Linked DNA regions of Homo sapiens: all the other regions are linked to region 1. The links are chromatin loops, found by intact Hi-C in ENCODE. Cell type or tissue: ovary. All regions are shown on one strand. Each heading gives the region's core, and the rest is flanking DNA. Links, peaks and the distances in the headings are about the cores only.

Region 1 (5,329 bases), core at 98-5,097:
AAGTAAGATTTGTGCACAGAATCCCAAAATATAAAACCTTTGTCCAGCTCTCAGATTCTTCTCCCCCTTTTCTCAATGGGGTAACTGAGGACTGAGGCCTAACATGCAGGAGCCTGTATCAGAACAGGGAGGCTGCTGTGTGCTGCCAGAGATTGCCACCCCTCCCAGCCTCTCTGGGCAGTACTACACAGAGCTGGCCTCTGTGAGGGGTGCAGAGCAGCTCCGGGACTCCCACACAGAGCCCCTTTCTCCTGCGCTCTGGCCCAGAGCTCGCTCTCAGGGTCCTATAATTGAAAAGGCGACCGCAGGCCGGCAGTGTGACCTTTGGGCCTGCCTGGGCGGGTGACTGAGTTAGGCCCCCAGGTCCCCCACCCCTGAGAGGACCAGCCAGGCCCCAATTTTTCACAGACACAGCAAGGAAGGTGCAGCATGGCAGAGAGGACCGGGCTGAGCTCCTGGCTCCCAGCCCCCATGGGTCACTTGTCCCCTCTGCTCCACACTGTTCCCATTCACTATGCGGGATCAAGAACTACCACCCTCTCTTTGAGGATAGACAGGGAGAGAGGACAGGGTGTATGTCAGAGACTAGATGAGTTTGCAGCTGAATAAAAGGGTTTAAGCAGCCTGGTTAAAACAGGAAAGAGCCTCAGTACAACCTAGTCATAGTGCTGCCTTTGACTTTCTACATAGAAGTTTCTACAAAGATGGAATGTTCTAGAGTTGCACTGTCCAGTAGGACAGCCACTAGCCATATGTGACTATTGAGCACTGAGATGGAGCTGGTGTGACTGAGAAACAGAACCTTTACCTAAGTTTAAATAGCCACATGTGGCTAGTGATATCCATATTGGACATTGTAGGTCTCGCGGTGGGGGGAATGCTGAGGCTTTGGAGCCACAGAGATCTAGGTTCAAATCCTGACGCTGCAGCTGAAACTTAGCACTTCATGGCTAGGGCATGCTGCTTGACCTCTTGAGACTCAGTTTCCCCGTCATTTAACAAAATTTTTTTGTAAAGACAGGATCTCGCTATATTGCCCAGACTGGTCTCGACCTCCAGGCTTCAAGTAATCCTCCCACCTTGGCTTCCCAAAGTGCTGGGATTACAGGTGTGAGCCACTGCACCAGCCTCCCCATCATTAAATGTAGAGCTGAATAATATACTAAGTGAGCCTGGTGGGGGGCCAAGGCCCAGGGTCCAGCTCATAGGAGCTGATAGTCCATCTATTAGGACTGCTGCCTCGGCCCCTGCAGAGATCAGTCTGGTGGCTTCAGGCATCTGTGTCTAGGAGGGCTAGATTGATCCAGGCTTTTTCTTCCTATGTGTGTACTGAAGGAAGCCTGCAGGCAGGAAAAGGTTGTTTCTCCTTAGTGTGTGGAGGATTTGACAGAGCAGGTCCAGAAGTGCCAGGACAGGTTGTCAGGCTTGGACCTTCTGCTCTGTGCTCATCAGCTTCATGCTTCATAAACAGACATCCCTAGATTCATTTGGTGAGCCTGGTGGACCCAGGCTGGACAAAGATGGGATAAGAGGACATCTCCTGCCCTGGAGCTCAGCTGCCAGCTGTTTTCCTCCTAAGCTGCTGCCCATGAGCTGACTTTCTTCCTCCTACACCTGAATCAGAACTTACCTGTCCCACCTGGTAAAAATCTGCTCATTATTTGCCTGAGTGACAGCTCCTTGCCTTGGCCCAGGCACTGAGGTCTTCCTAAGATCTGGCCCTGCCCTTGCCAAGAAGCGCATCGCCACTGCACAACTCCGACAGGAGCACCAGGGACCATGAAAAAGAGGGAGCTCTGGGCTGGGTTGGCAGGTGAGATGGGGTGGGGAGAGCTCCCCAGCTGCTCTCTGAGGACAGCCACGTCCCTGGCCTTGCTCTGTGGGAGCCTCTGAGCCAGCCACCCTGGAAACCTTGGTGCTACCAGTGCCATGTCAGTGGGGGCTGCCCGGACCGAGAATCTGGGGCTCAGGACACTCAGCCCTGGGCAGCACTGACAGACCTGTCCTCATGGTGCATGGCAACAGGGGCTCATTCAGATGATGAGGGCCACTGGCCCGTGCCCCCTGGTGACAATGGCCAGGCAGGAGAGCTGGCAAGTGCCAGGGCAGCCAAGAGTCACAGAGGAAAACAGCCGTCATAGTGCCAAGGATAGTGAAGCTTGGTTTCCCCATCACCCCTTCATCTCATCTGCACCAAGTGTAATCACTCAGCCCTACTTCACAATCCCTCTACAAGGAATAGGACGGAATGAACTACACTCCATCCACAGAGGGAAACATGGAGGTTCAGTCACCTACAGAAAGTCACCTAGAGACTCTGCCTCAGGGTTCTCCCTGCCTTCTGCCCCACACCCCACCAGATCATCATCATCCTCGTCCTCCTGATCATCAACACCATTGTCATCACCATTTATTAAGTGCCTGATTTTGTGTGGAGCATGCATTGTTACATCATTTCATCCTCACTACAACTCTGTGAAGCAGGTATATTTATCCCCAGTTTACAAAGGGAGAAACTGAGGACCCAAGAAGTTATTAACTTGTCTAAAGCCACACAGCTCCCTGGAGTAAGAGAGAGGCTGTACAGCCCAGGATGTCACTCCCTGCACAGCACAACCACTCAGGAGAGAGGGGCGGGAGGGAGGAAAGGCTGGCGGGATGGTCTCTCCTCCATAACATGCCACCAAGCCCAAGACAAAGGTCTGCTGCTGGCAAGGGTGACCGTGTGGCCTGGAGGGAGGGCAGAGAGTGGACAGCGCTGGGGGAAAGCCCTGCAGAAGCATGCTAATCTGCACCCCTCCTCTCCACCCACGGAGCCTTTTCCTCCAGGCCAGCCTGTTCCACAGGAAAAACAATCTCCCCTGCCTGGGGACGTGAGGCCCTGGGGCCGGCTGGGCCACCTTCTGGTCTGTCTTCATTCAGATCCCATTTCTCTCCTCTCTGGAAGCTGGGGGAGGGAGTCACGCTGGGGAAGGCGAGGATGAGGCTAAAGTCTTCATCTGTCCCCCTTTAAGCCAAGCAAAGAAAAATAGCCCTTTGCCAAGATCTTTCATCTCAGTCATTTACTCTCGCAGATGTTTTCTGCAATATAAACAAGAAGCAAAGAATGTTGGGGAGGAGAAGAGGGCGGGAGGCGGGTAGGAGGGAAAGGAGGAGTGAATTGACAGCTTTGAAATCTGGGCCTGCAGAGGGCAGGAAACAGGACCTTGGGAGGGTCCCGACTGCCCTGAGAGCCTGGGCAACCTCAGGACACTGCACCGGGGCAAGCCAAGGGTCGCTTCCCAGGGTGTCTTTGAAAGGAGATTCTGGAGAGGCAGCCCAGCCCTTGAGTGGGTGGTCTCCCCAGACGCCCTCCCTCTGCCTGGGAAGCGACACATGGACGGCAGCTGCTGGGGCCCTATGGGCCCAATCTGGAGCCATGCCCTGCCAGGGAACACACCTGCCCACCTTAGCACTCCCCAAAAGTTCTGGGGCAAGGACGCTCAGCCTGCTGCCAATGGAGGCATCAGTAGGACTGACAAGAGATGCTGACACCTGCAATGGGCATTAGGGTGCATGCGGGGGAAAGAATCTTGAGCTGGTGGGGGTTGGCACCTCCTACAGTGGGTCAAGAAATAAACCAAGGAAATCAGGTGTCTCTGAGTTCACTGTTCTGTGAGATTCCTATTGATGTCAGTAGCTTTTAAACGAATAAGCCATGGATTACGAACTCAAATGCCAATGGGGGCTGGCAGTAACCCACAGGAGCAAAGCCAGGTGAGCACTGCCCTGACTTGAAGAAGGCTGGCCCATCTAAAGGGGGCACCACCACTCAGTTTCAGCTGGGTATTTAAGACAGCCTAGAAATCCAGAGTTCTGTATAAAGTATCCTGTTTTTAAAAATATTTGCACTAATTAAAAACAAAAAGCAGAAAAATACCGGGCTGGACACGTGAGACGTGCTGCTGAGTAGCTTTTAGTTTGTGAATCGTGGATTTGAGATTTTTGCAAAATATGCTGGTTGAATGAATAAATGCTTAGTCTTTCTGCTCTTCACTTTAAAAAGGGATTTGTGAGAAGCTTGGATAAGAATCCAATAGCAAGCTTTTATTGGGCATCTACTATCTCCCCAAAATGGAGCTAAACATTCTGATGGATTCAGAGAATCAGAGGACCTGGTCTTGCCCTTGAGGATTTACACTGTAGTTGGGAGACCGAATCAGCTCCTGGTGCAGAGCCTGGGCAGACACGGGGTTCCAGAGCATGCGGCAACAGACACTGCTCCTGCCCTCAGGGAGCTACTGTTCTGATCTGTCTCCTGTTCTGTAAAGTGGGAACACACAGGAAATGAGACCAGTCCTTGACAGTCCTTGGTTATGCGGCACAGAATGTTTAGGGGAAGGGGAGAAACTAGGCAATGCTCCCAGAGGGGGCGGTGTTTGGGCTGAACCTTGAAAGATGGGTAGGAAGAGCCACTTGTTTCCAGCTGATAAGTGAATTCTGAAACTGGCCGACTTCTCACCCAGCCAAAACATTGAGAACTCTGCAGGATCAAAACCCAGGACCACCAAAATGAGGGAGTCCTGCTTGCTAAGAAAGAGTGGCTGTCCCACATCTGCCATCAACATGTCACCAAATCGCGTATAGTGTCTCCAGGGGAAAGTCCCCTAGAGCCTTCAGGGGAAAGTCAGTGAATGGGTGGCTTGAGCGGAGCTGCAGCCACAGAGGAAGGCCAGCCATTTAGGAAGCAGTGACAGGCAGGCCTGATGTCAGCAACCTTTTTGAAAGGAAAGAGGGGGACAGATTTCACACAAGGGCCCTTGAGGGTTTCTGAGTATCCGTGGTTTCCCGTGAATGACTATAGTTTTGTGCTCCTTGCAAGGAAAGGAACGGAAAGGGAACCAACTCTGAGATTCCCACATATTCCACAAACACACTGCAGAACAGGAGAAATTATTCCCGCTTTACAGAACAGGAGACAGACCAGAGCAGTAAGCCTCCTGAGGGCAGGAACCATGTCTGTTGCTGTTGCTGCACGCGCTGGAATCCCTGGTGCCTGCCAGGGGTCTGCACCAGGGGTTGATGATGCCAAATGTGACTTGTTTGAGATCTTACAGCCAGAAGTGGCCCGGGGGAAATTCAATCCCAGATCTGCCAGACCCCAAAGCCCTGGTTCCTTCTGTGATGCTGGGGAAATCTGCATCTCCATAGATTCCCAAAGGTCACTTAAAGGAGAATGCTGGATGCTCCAAAGTTTGAAAACTATGAGCGGATGCACTCCATCATGGGTTGGTATGCCCAAGGAAGTGTTAGCATGAAGGGGGCGTGGCATGCAAACATATTCATGTGG
Region 2 (5,329 bases), core at 272-5,271, 70 kb before region 1:
TCAGGGGAGGTGGGGGCAGACCAGGGAGTAAAGGGAGACCCATGTTGGCAAAGCAGTGTGAGAGCAGGTGAGTGGGCCCAAAGAGTAGGGCCAGGTGTCATGCTCAGCACAGCCAGGTAGGGAATGTGCACAGAACACATTAATTCGGCTTCACAGACACTCCCATTCTCAGCATGTACCCCATGGAAATCCAGTCACCCCCTTTAAAAGTTGGCTCCTTCCATGGCCGGGTGCGGTGTTTCACCCCTGTAATCCCAGCACTTTGGGAGGCTGAGGTGGGTGGATCACCTGAGGTCAGGAGTTTGAGACCAGCCTGGCTAACATGGTGAAACCCCATCTCCACTAAAAATACAAAAATTAGCTGGGTGTGGTGGCGTGTGCCTGTAATCCCAGCTACTTGGGAGGCTGAGGCAGGAGAATCACTTGAACCTAGGAGGCAGAGGTTGCAGTGAGTCGAGATCACGCCATTGCAGTGAGCCGAGATCGCGCCATTGTACTCCAGCCAACAAGAGCAAAACTCTGTCTCAAAAAAAAAAAAAATTGGCTCCTTCCAGCTTTGAGATCCTGAGGCCAGCAGCCAGGGATCCTGCTCTCTGCTATATGTCAGTGTTCCAGCACAGTGCCTGCGCATAAGAGGCCCTCAGCAGTGTCTTCAAAGAAGGAACCCCTCTGTCCACACAAAAGAGGGGGAGAGTGGTCAGGGCACTGCAGAGGTTGGGGTTGGGTTTTCTGGTTGTCTTTCTAGCTTGTCTTTGTGCTGGAAAGCAAACCTGAGCTCCAGCCTCTCCCAGCCCCTCCTTTCTGTGGAATGCAGATCACCCCAGCTCTCCTGAAAGATTGGTACTCAGAGCCTTTGAGCAAGCCCTGGGAAAATGCAGAATCTCAGGCTGTAATTACGAGCTGGAGAAGATCCCTCCCCCAGCTATAAATGGAGCAGAACCAGGAACCCAAGACAGCTGGGCTCACACAAAGGCAGCCCCTTGCTTTCTTGCTTGCTCCTACTTTTCCCACTGAGCTTGGCCCTGGAGAAGCAAACCCCTAATTCCTCTGCTGGTCTGAGCAGGAAATTCCCGTCAGCTTGTGGGAGAGGCCATCTGAGAGAGATTTCAGCACATCCATCCCCCCCGAGATCCAGAACCGTATCAAGTCCTACCCCAGTCCCGCAGAGCAGCTTCTTCCTCCACAGCTTCTGAGCTGCACCGAAGCAGGCCTCCGCCAGCCTTTGCTACCCAAGGCTGATGTTGGGTTTTTAACACTCAGCCAAGTCATAGGGAAGAGTAAGATTTACAATAATTGGGTACATAGCATAGCTGACTGGGCTGCACAGTGTGGCTTTTGGTCAGTTCTGGCATTCTGGTGGGAAAGCTGCACTGAAGAGGCAGAGAAATGCCAGCCCAGATGGCAGACATGGTGCATTTAAAAAGGCAGTGTGGTATAGATCCTCGCTCCTATAAACGCGGGCCTGGAACCTGCAGCAGGAGCATCACCTGGGAGCTTGTTACAGAAGCAGAATCTCAGGCCCTACTGAATCAGAGAATGGGTTTTAACAAGCTGGCCAGCGGACACAGGCACATTCAAGCTTGAGGCAGAGTGGAGCACAGGAAAGAACATATGGGTGCGTTCATCCCAGCCTTGTGGATTCCTAATGCCAGCTTTGTCACTCAGTAGTATGTGACTTTAAGTTAAGCTCCCTCTCTGAGCTTCAGTTTCCTCCCCTTTACAGCAGAGATGATGTAACCTATTATAAAGGGCTGATGTGAGGCTCGACCTGGTACCAGCAGGCTCCTACCCTAGTCAATGTTAGCAGCACAGAGATGATTGCTCAGGGAACATCAAAATCCTTTATTTCCCCAAGGCAACTACCTAGGAGATGCAGCTTCAGTCCGTCCTCTTGCTATTTCACTTTTTTATTTTCTGGGGAGACTTGTAGTCCCCTGACCATGAATTTCAGAGCCAACAGTGGTAAGCTTTTCATTCTAGCTACCCCCGTGTGAAATTAAGATCCAGAGTGCCCCCAGAGGGACCAAGCTTTCTCATGTAGAATAGATCGCTATGGGTGAAGGAACTGAATGAATGCGGTCTGGCAGGGTCAGTTCTGGGGACAGGGGCATTCCAGGAAGAGGAGATACAACATGTAACTTTCATAATGGATAAATGGCTCCTTGGCGGTTCCCCACAAGTGAGTAGTATCGAGTCTGGATTTCATTTCTTTCACCGTCTGTGAGTTTCCTTGAGAGAGAGTAGGATTCTCTTGTCATGGGGATTGGAGTTTTAACCCACTTTTCTTTGTTTGGTGTTGGTGTGTTCTGTCATTACAGTCCCCTACTGCTTTCCCAAGCTAATGTAATGGAACACAGGGATGGACAAGCCACGAGGGTCTGCAGGGACCTCAATGTCTCCATAAATGCTGGGCTGATTTTGCAAAGCTGCTTTCCCAACGGGGCTTGGCTAAAGCTGCTTTTCAAATTAGTTTTGTAGAGGAAAGGAGGGCAGGTCAGCTCCCAGGTACCAGTTGGGTGACCTGGGGCGAGTCCCTTAACCTCTCTAAGCCTCAGTTTCCTCCTAGGATGATAATGCTAATACGAGAATCTCCTTGAAGACAGCCATGCATGTCTCCACCCATTCTGGGGATAACAGAATTACTGGCGGATTAAGTAACGTGATACTTACAAGGAACATGGTACAGAGAGTGGAATATGGTCAATAAATGGTAGCTGCCATTTTTGTAGTCATTAGAAGAGGCGAGCCTTGAACGACTAGCCTCTGTTGAAAATTACAAACAAGAGAGTGGCCTACATTTGCAAACAGTGAGCATAGCCACCCATTCCTGTTAGGGTCAGCAACTGACCCTCCCTTCCCCCGCCTTCACTTTTTTTTCTTTAGCTGCAGGAGTTGAGACATGTGGCTCACCAGGCTACCTCAGTGAGTTAAAGCTTTAAATAAATACACACTCAAAACGGCTATCACATCACTGCCCCCATGACTGCCACAAGCCCCTCCCGACCTGGGAACGTCTCTTCCTCCCTCTCCCTTTCTCTGCTGCTAGAGGCCAGGCCTTGGCTGAGCCCTGGAGAGGGTATCTCCTTTGCACGTATGCTGGTCCCAGGGGCCCTGCACAGGGCAGATGAGGGTAGTCCTGATCCTGTACAGACTCTCCTCTTCCTGGGTTTGTTAGAAGCCTGGCCAGGCCCCTAGTCTTATGACTTCAACAGATGTTTCTGCTTAAGGAGCCCTGGCATCTTTATGGCCTGTTTTTTCCATTCTTGCCTCTCTTCCTCTGTCCCAGCAGCCCTGAATGCAATTTGGACTTTATTTTCTTTCTAATGGTTACAGGGATAGAAAGGGCTTTTTCCCCCCCATTTTCAGTTTTTGGCTTTTTCATTAGCTCATCAAGCTGGGTATGTCTGTGTTAGCTCACACAGACATATTCACACACGAACACACACATTCCATATGCATTCAGATCTGTACCCATGGTGTGTATTTCTTAATGTTGCACTGACATTTATTGCCACTTCAGACCCAGCCCATTTCAAAGCCTTCCTCCCTGCCTCCACCCCACACTTCACATTCATCCTCTGCCTAGCCTCACACAGGTCACCCTGAGCAGCCGACTGGGGTGTCACCCAGATGCTGATTCCAAAAACTAGTGCTGGCCTCGGCCTCCAGCAAGATGTGTAGAGCCTCAGTAACTCACCAGTCTGCCTCTGTGCTTCCAAGGAGTCTTGGGCTGACTGATGGAGTGAGAGCTGAGACTGCATTTGCCATGCATCTCTTCAAGCTCTGCCTGGCCAGCCAGTCTACCCAGGCTCAGGGGGCCAAGTTGACAGCTGTTAAAAAAAAGAACCAGTTTTCCATGAGCAGGCTTGAAACCAGTCTGGCCACCCCTTGGATCTACACCTGTAACTGCCCCCAGCTTGCCAGCATGGCAGGGTGTTCCCAGTCACCTCCCCCGCAGCGTTGGGGGTTGCCTGTCCCATCAGTCTGGTTCCCAGAGCAAAGGAAACCTGGCGATGTCAGGTCTTCAGCTTTTAGTCTATCTATGGCAAAGGTGCCTGGGGCTGGGACCTCTTTATTACCTCCTAAGCCTGAGGACTGGAACTGAACTTCTCACTGCAGGTATAAATAAATCTACCTGGAATCTTAAATGTTGATACCACCTGGCTGCCTTACCTGAAGTTAGACCCATTACCCACAAGAGGCCATCTAACCTCAAATTCTCTGTGTCTCTGCAGCCCTTCTTCCTAGGAGGGCAATGATGCCGAATCACCTGTTATGGCATTTTCATAATTCAGCTAACCATTCACTACTCTATCTGCCCATGATCCACCCAATGCTGACCATGGGTGGCGGGGCAGAGTGGCCTCTCTAGAATGTCTCCTCTTTAACACCCTCACCATGGAGGGGCCTTTATAGATGGCCCCATGAAGTTCTCACTAGGCGACTGCTCCTACCTGAGATGGGCCAGGCAGCCATGGACCCCTCCCCTCCCCTCCGGTTCCTGCCCTGCCCAACCTCATTCTGATGGTTTGGCCTTGTGCATCTCACTAGTGACTCTTTTCTTCCCTCCTTCCTATTTAAACAAATTAAAACTCCAGTTTTTCTTCATTTATGTTTTGGTGGCTGAGGTGGAGCATCTTTTCCCCAGTGGGTTAAGAGAGGCTGGTTGGAGAAGACAGCAACAGGAGAGTGAGTTGGGTCCCCAGTGGCATAGTGACATACACAGGGACAGTGGGAAATGGAAGCTGGAAGAAGTCCCAGAAGTAGGAGCAAGAAGAGTGACTGTCCTCCATGCTGGGTTCTGCCAGGGACTCTGGATGCGCTGAACAACAGCCATCCTAGAGATTTGAGGACACCTCTTCTGTTTGCTTTACTCATCACAGATTCATGAATAAAGACAAACAGGGGAGCCACCTCATTGGCTTTTCCATCTCTAAATAAATCCCTTCTGAATACACACCCCCAATGTGGATGCTATGGATGCTTCTCAAGAAACAACCATATGATGCTATGATAATCGATATCCTTCCAATGACTCAAATCAAATCAACTTGAGGAGCCTGATGGGTCTGATGCTCTTCTTCCCTGGGCCTCTGCACCTTTCCAGAGCCAGGCCCCCTGTGTGTGTGTGGCCGGTGGCGTGGGGGAGTTGCTTCTTTTCATTTTTGTGAGTGAAAATGAAAGGGTTCCCCACAACCAGCTGCAACAAGGATCTCTCACCCTGTTGCTAAGGAGTGGTGGGGTCCTGCTACCATGTGGTGCTCTGGCAGGCCTGGGGAGATCTTTAGGGATCTGGAGCAGCCACTGGATGTGCAGTCCTGAGCCCCTG
Region 3 (5,329 bases), core at 272-5,271, 270 kb before region 1:
GTATCTATTGGCATATGCCATTGGATTTGTCTGAGTGAGGTCACCTGGAACACTAGTGTTCTGACATTGAGTTTACACTGCAGGGATGAGAGAAGTAAATATTCCTATTAGTCAGTAAGGTTTGAATTTATAGCCTGAGACTCCTCAGACACTGACTGTCTGGGACCCTTGGAGACAGACCAGCATTGAATGAAACTGAAAGGTAGAGAATATACTGTGGCTGGGAAAAGTGATGGAGCAAATCTATGCAGAGATACAATAGTAGGATATTTAAGAGTTGGAAGGGATATTAGAGGCCCTGTGGTCATACTTCATTTTTCAGTTGGGGAAACTGAGGCTTAAGGAGGTCACAGAATGAGTTAGTCACAGAGCTGGGTTAGAAGCTTACTTTAGTGTTTCACCAACTACTCAGATGTCTGCACTACTGAGATACATAGAGAAAGAGCGTCAGAGGAAGGATTAGGGTGTCCTCTAGACCTCATTACACTAATGCAGTCCCTGGTAGGATCTAAAGACGTACTTGTCTCCAAGACACCTGACAAGCTGAGAGTATTGATTCATTCTTTCCCAACTTGGGATTGCAATGGTGAAAGGAATTTGGCATTTTATCTAATCAGCATTGGAAACTTGGCTTTCTTTTGGAGAATTCAAAAGTTCAGTTTAGGATATGTTCACAAGATACTTTCCTCCAGAATTAGGTGGGAGATAAATTATTAAATTTATGAGACTTGTCTTTCTTTCTTTCTTTCTTTCTTTCTTTCTTTCTTTCTTTCTTTCTTCTTTCCTTTCTTCTTTCTTTTCATGTAGCATTTCTTTTTCACATTGTTTCTGATGACCCTTAACCCCTGCTTTTTAAATTCAGTTTCATTTGTGTTGTCACATATATATCAGTTGTTGAGTCTTTAGTATGCGGAGATGCTGAGCTTGCCCTTCCAAGATGTTGGAAGGTCAACTCACTTTATGGTCTAGGTCCAGGAAACAAGAATATTTCCAACTCGCTGGGGACCATCTTGGCCTTGAGCAGAAATGGGATCTGAATTATTACCTAAGAGACCTTTGTAGATTGTCACAGTTGGCAGCCTCAGGACTTGAGCTAATCCTGGAAATTCTTTAACTTCCCAGAAAGAAGGTTCCACAAGGGCAGGCTGAGGTCCTCAGAGAGAGCAGATGGAATAGAGCTTACAACCAGTTGCCTTTACAACTGGACTTGGAGATAAATAATAACATTATACCCATTTTTTTTTTATCATGAAGCCTTTGACTTTCAGGGGATATCTATTCTTTATTCCTTTTACCCTGTATGTGGAAAAAAAATGCTCTGTATGAAAGAAAAGCAAGCAAACTTGTTGACTCAGTTCCCATGGTGAATGCAAGGCAGACCAGGCCAATAGAAACAACTCAGATATTACAAAAATGTGTTTCTTTCTGGCAGCTGCACAGTCAGTCCTTTATATCCAGTCACTGCAATCGCCCCATCACACAAAACCATTTCCAAGGTCATTATTCTGGTTGCGGGGGCTGCTTCCCCTACAAATAAATGTTGGTTTTACTAAATGTCCTCTCTCTCCAACTCACTTTATGGCAAATGAGGAGTAGCAAAGCATCATTTAGGAAGAGAAAGTGTAGAAAATCAGAGAGATGAAATACTACAGGTTTTCTAAAGGCTCAGGTTTATCTGGCTCAAGCAATACAAATTACAAACTATGGCACCACCTGTATAATCTGGTTTTAATTAACTTGAGGAAGGTACATCAATGTTATTTCATTAAAATCAAATTCTGTTTAAATGGAAAACCACCACTACAGGGTACATTGGGGCATTGTTCACTTGGGTTTTGGGGTTGGCAAGTAAATCCTGTATTTAGAAAAACCCAAGCAAACCCTGTTTTTTTGGAATCTTCTTATGCTTCGGAAGGCTTGTCATAGGTTCCTTGGAATGTAGGGGGTGCCCTGGTGAGGACCAAGGCACAGCTCAAGATGTTGTTTGCCAATTCTTCCTTTTATGACCCTTCTAGTCTTCTGTCTTCCTGCTCCCTGCCTGTCTCCATATCTCTTTAGTGCTTGGCCTTGATGCCCTATAGGACTCTCTCTCCCATTTGCCACTTTGAACTGAATGATTTGATCCCCACTGGGTGGACAGTGGATGACATAGGGCACTCTATAAACAAAGATGCTATTTCAGGCTTACAAGAGGAATGAGGCCCACGTGATCACAAGGGGCTGGTGAATAATAGAACCCTCTTTTGAAACTCTCACTTCACCAATTACCTAAGAGCTGGGAGGAACCTGAAAGATCCTATAATCTACACACCTCCTTTTCCGAGGAGGACACTGAGATTCGGAGGTAAAGAAACTGGTCCATACTAGTGAAGGCTGTTTGAGTGGGGCCTCCCCATTTCGACTCATGCCCTTTCCCCTCCAGCCTGGTGCCCCAGTTCTGCAGACCTGTTGATTACAACACAGCCCACGCCGAGAAAATCCTGCCCTGTCAGCAGAACAGCTTTACAAGCTGACATAGGACATGTGTGTGTTTGGAGTCAGGAGAATGGCTGAGTTTTAGTTCCAGTTCTGCCTCTGCTTTGCTGGCTTCAGCGAGTCACTTCTCCTTCCTTTGTCTATTTCCCCTATTGGGAAGGAGAAGATAATTAACCTTTCCACCTATCAGGCTCACTTGAGTGTTATAAAGAATAATGAGGTGATATTTGTAAAGTGCTTTGAGCTGCTGGGAAAGAGGAGGGGGTGAGCTCCGTGGAAAACATTATTAGCTGGAAGGACTTATCAATTGAGCTATTTAACAATAGCAGAGAGTAAGGATACTCAGAAATGAATTCCAGGGACTAGCCCTGCTTTGAATTTAGGAGGAGGATTAGTGGGAACCTAATAGGTATTCCGCTTCTCCAGTTTCTTCAGTGCACCGTCAAACTAGGAAAGGTAATTACATTCTTCTATGTCGGATTCAGCCCGGAGTTTCAATTGGGATGTCAAAGTGTGCTTGTCCTCTATTCTCATACTGAGGCTGTGTTATGGTGTGATTGTTAAAGCCTTGGGCATCTTCTATCCCCTGGGGTAATTTCGCTTAGGAGCTATACAAAGTAATTTCTATGCAGTGGCTGGGCTGCTGTTTATAAGGTTGATTAGTAGAGCTTCTAAATCTAAAGCGCCTGGGGAGCAATTTGGTTGAAGCAGGGAAATAAAAGGCAAGGTCTTTATCATGGTTGATCTTTTTTTATTGAGCCGCTCCATGGGAATTTTCTCAGTGACTCAGATGCATCTACAGTGCAAAACGTGGGGCTTGGTGGCTCTTTGACATGGCAATGGAGGCCTAGCCCCAGGTAAAGGTGAACTTGCCAGGTCACTAAATATATTTAGGGCCCCCTTTTAACTTCCTTTACTCTCACAGAGGGTGATGTTTTTGGGGCCCTGAAATGTGTGGGAATGTTTCCAAAAGATTGTTCTGATGAGGGATCTGTTTCTGCAAACTCCTGCCCCACTGTTTGAAAGACCGTCTGCCCCAAATTCAGGTCTTTCTCATTTTTAGGGCCAGGGAAGAAGACAGAGGAAGAGAAGAACTGGGGGAATTTTGTTTTGAACTTGTGCAGTCTCTGTGGGCTGACTGAACAGTGAGCCAGGCAGAAGGTGGCTCCCTCTTTAGTCGGCAGGAGCAGGGCTGAATTTTATCAACATCTTCTGCAGGTGTAGGGAGAGGTCAAGATGTCATTTGGAATGATAATTTCTCTGATCAAAGTTAAGTTAAGGAAATTACAGTGATTGCATCTTTGTCCCCTAAAGTTTATGAGCCTCTTTGTAATCGCTGCTTCCGCAAACCCTTCCCCACCTTCCCAAGTTCTCAGGCCTCCATCTGCAGGGGCTGCTGGGCTTTTCCCTCCAGGAAGGACGGGCTCGCCAGCTGGCCAGAGGTTCCTGTATTAGTGCTGCCCTGTACTGACTTGTGAGTCTCCAGTAACAATCCTCCGGTGTGGCACAGCTACAAGCAATGACCAGGGAGGCCCACCTTGAATCCTGAACCTCTTTGGGGGCTGACTCAGTCCTCTGAAACTGACTCTTGGATTCCTTCCTGGGTTTGCCACCAACTCATTTTTGTTTTTCTCAGCAAATCACTTCTCTGCCTTGAGACTCCATGAAATAATATAAGGTTTCCTTGGCAGGATTCTCTGACCTTTTTCAGAGACCCAGATTTCTTGTTTATTTTAATTTGAATGTCTCAATCCTCTGAAAGCATTTGGAATATTTTCTTCATTTCCCTCTCCCAAGGTATCTACTTTATCCCAGACAGGGCTCCCCCAGTGGGTTTTGAGGGGAAGGATGCTGAGGCTTTGGGCCCGGGCTCCTGTCCTTTACTTCACCTCTGCCAGGGCAAAGACCAGCACTGGGCTGACCTCCCTGGGCTGGGCCAAAAGAGAAGGCTGTGGAAGCCGCACGTCTCCGATGCTGCCCACTGTCCTTTCCCTCTGCAGCCACAGCTGCCTCCAGCCCCCCTCACCCCCGCCTGCTCTTTTTCTCAGTGAGCCTCAGCGCCAGTGCCCCAGTGAGCTGCTGGGAACAGAGGTCCGTCCCCTGCACTGGCCTCGGCTCCCCGCACCAGAACATTCAGGCATCAATGGGAAACAGCAAGATCTGTCGGCATCCCCCCCTTTCTTCAGGCTTTGAGGGCCACATTCTCCACGGCCATCTGTTCCCTTTCACCTCTCTGGACAATGTTGCTTTTTAAAGCCAGCGATTCTTCCTCCTTTATCCCCTCCTCTCCCGCCTCCCCTTCTTCTGTGCTCCCACCCTTTCTACCTCTCCTCTCTTTGCCCGATTCCTATGAAATTAGCCTCTCTTAAGATAAGATTTGCCCTTCCTCCATACAAAGCTGTTTTGCAAACACTATGGGTTTTTGAATTTTTATTTTTACATTTTGTTTGAAGTGAGGGCTTGCTACTTTTAAAGTTTGTGATTGTCTTGTGGAGGGGGTAGTCTTTTGATAGGGATAGGAAGGGGGAGGATAGAAAAACTTTTTAGTCATGAAAAAAGAAAATACAGAATAATAATGAGTTTTAGGTTCCTGCTGGCAGGCACTTGCCTCTTTAAAGAAGGAATCCTCCCTTTCCTTTCCTTGATGATCAGTTTAAGGAAATTTTTATGCTCTCGAGGTCTTCCCACCTTTTATTGTATTACTATTTTGTTGTTGCTGCAATGTTGTTGTTGTGCTGTTTTTAATTTAGAGCCAGGGCTTCTGTGGATCTGGTACAGCGGATTCCTTTGTCTTGGACAGAGCCATATACAACTCCAGAGGTTCCTGGATTCAGGCAGAGTGCCCATGGTGCCT

The links. A loop is a pair of places that touch in the nucleus more often than their neighbours do. Peaks named below come from ENCODE experiments on the same cell type or tissue, not always from the same donor. Only the 100,000 strongest peaks of a DNase experiment are listed, where the experiment ranks them.
Region 2: a loop joins it to region 1, with 2.1 times the contacts of the local background. A loop is called at or near these places in 3 of 110 quality-filtered maps.
Region 3: a loop joins it to region 1, with 1.9 times the contacts of the local background. A loop is called at or near these places in 4 of 110 quality-filtered maps.

What each region holds. Positions count from the first base shown.
Region 1 is chr14:68,656,351-68,661,679 of GRCh38, forward strand. The region is part of intron 2 of RAD51B-AS1 (RAD51B antisense RNA 1); the gene reads right to left. It also overlaps a transcript of RAD51B not described here. Among named protein-coding and RNA genes, the nearest start is that of RAD51B-AS1, 26 kb to the right of the region's middle. RefSeq lists a silencer at 1,734-1,862. In ovary, for the core only: no CTCF peak of the experiment used is centred there; a DNase peak (open chromatin) is centred at 2,851; H3K27ac peaks cover 4,532 bases.
Region 2 is chr14:68,586,499-68,591,827 of GRCh38, forward strand. It overlaps a transcript of RAD51B not described here. Among named protein-coding and RNA genes, the nearest start is that of RAD51B-AS1, 96 kb to the right of the region's middle. In ovary, for the core only: no CTCF peak of the experiment used is centred there; DNase peaks (open chromatin) are centred at 3,093 and 3,673; H3K27ac peaks cover 4,672 bases.
Region 3 is chr14:68,390,406-68,395,734 of GRCh38, forward strand. All of the region lies in intron 8 of RAD51B (RAD51 paralog B), which reads left to right. LOC101927971 (a long non-coding RNA gene) reads right to left here. Exons shown (of 4, transcript XR_245776.5): 4 at 4,891-5,329. Among named protein-coding and RNA genes, the nearest start is that of RAD51B-AS1, 290 kb to the right of the region's middle. In ovary, for the core only: no CTCF peak of the experiment used is centred there; DNase peaks (open chromatin) are centred at 2,476, 3,909 and 4,511; H3K27ac peaks cover 4,922 bases.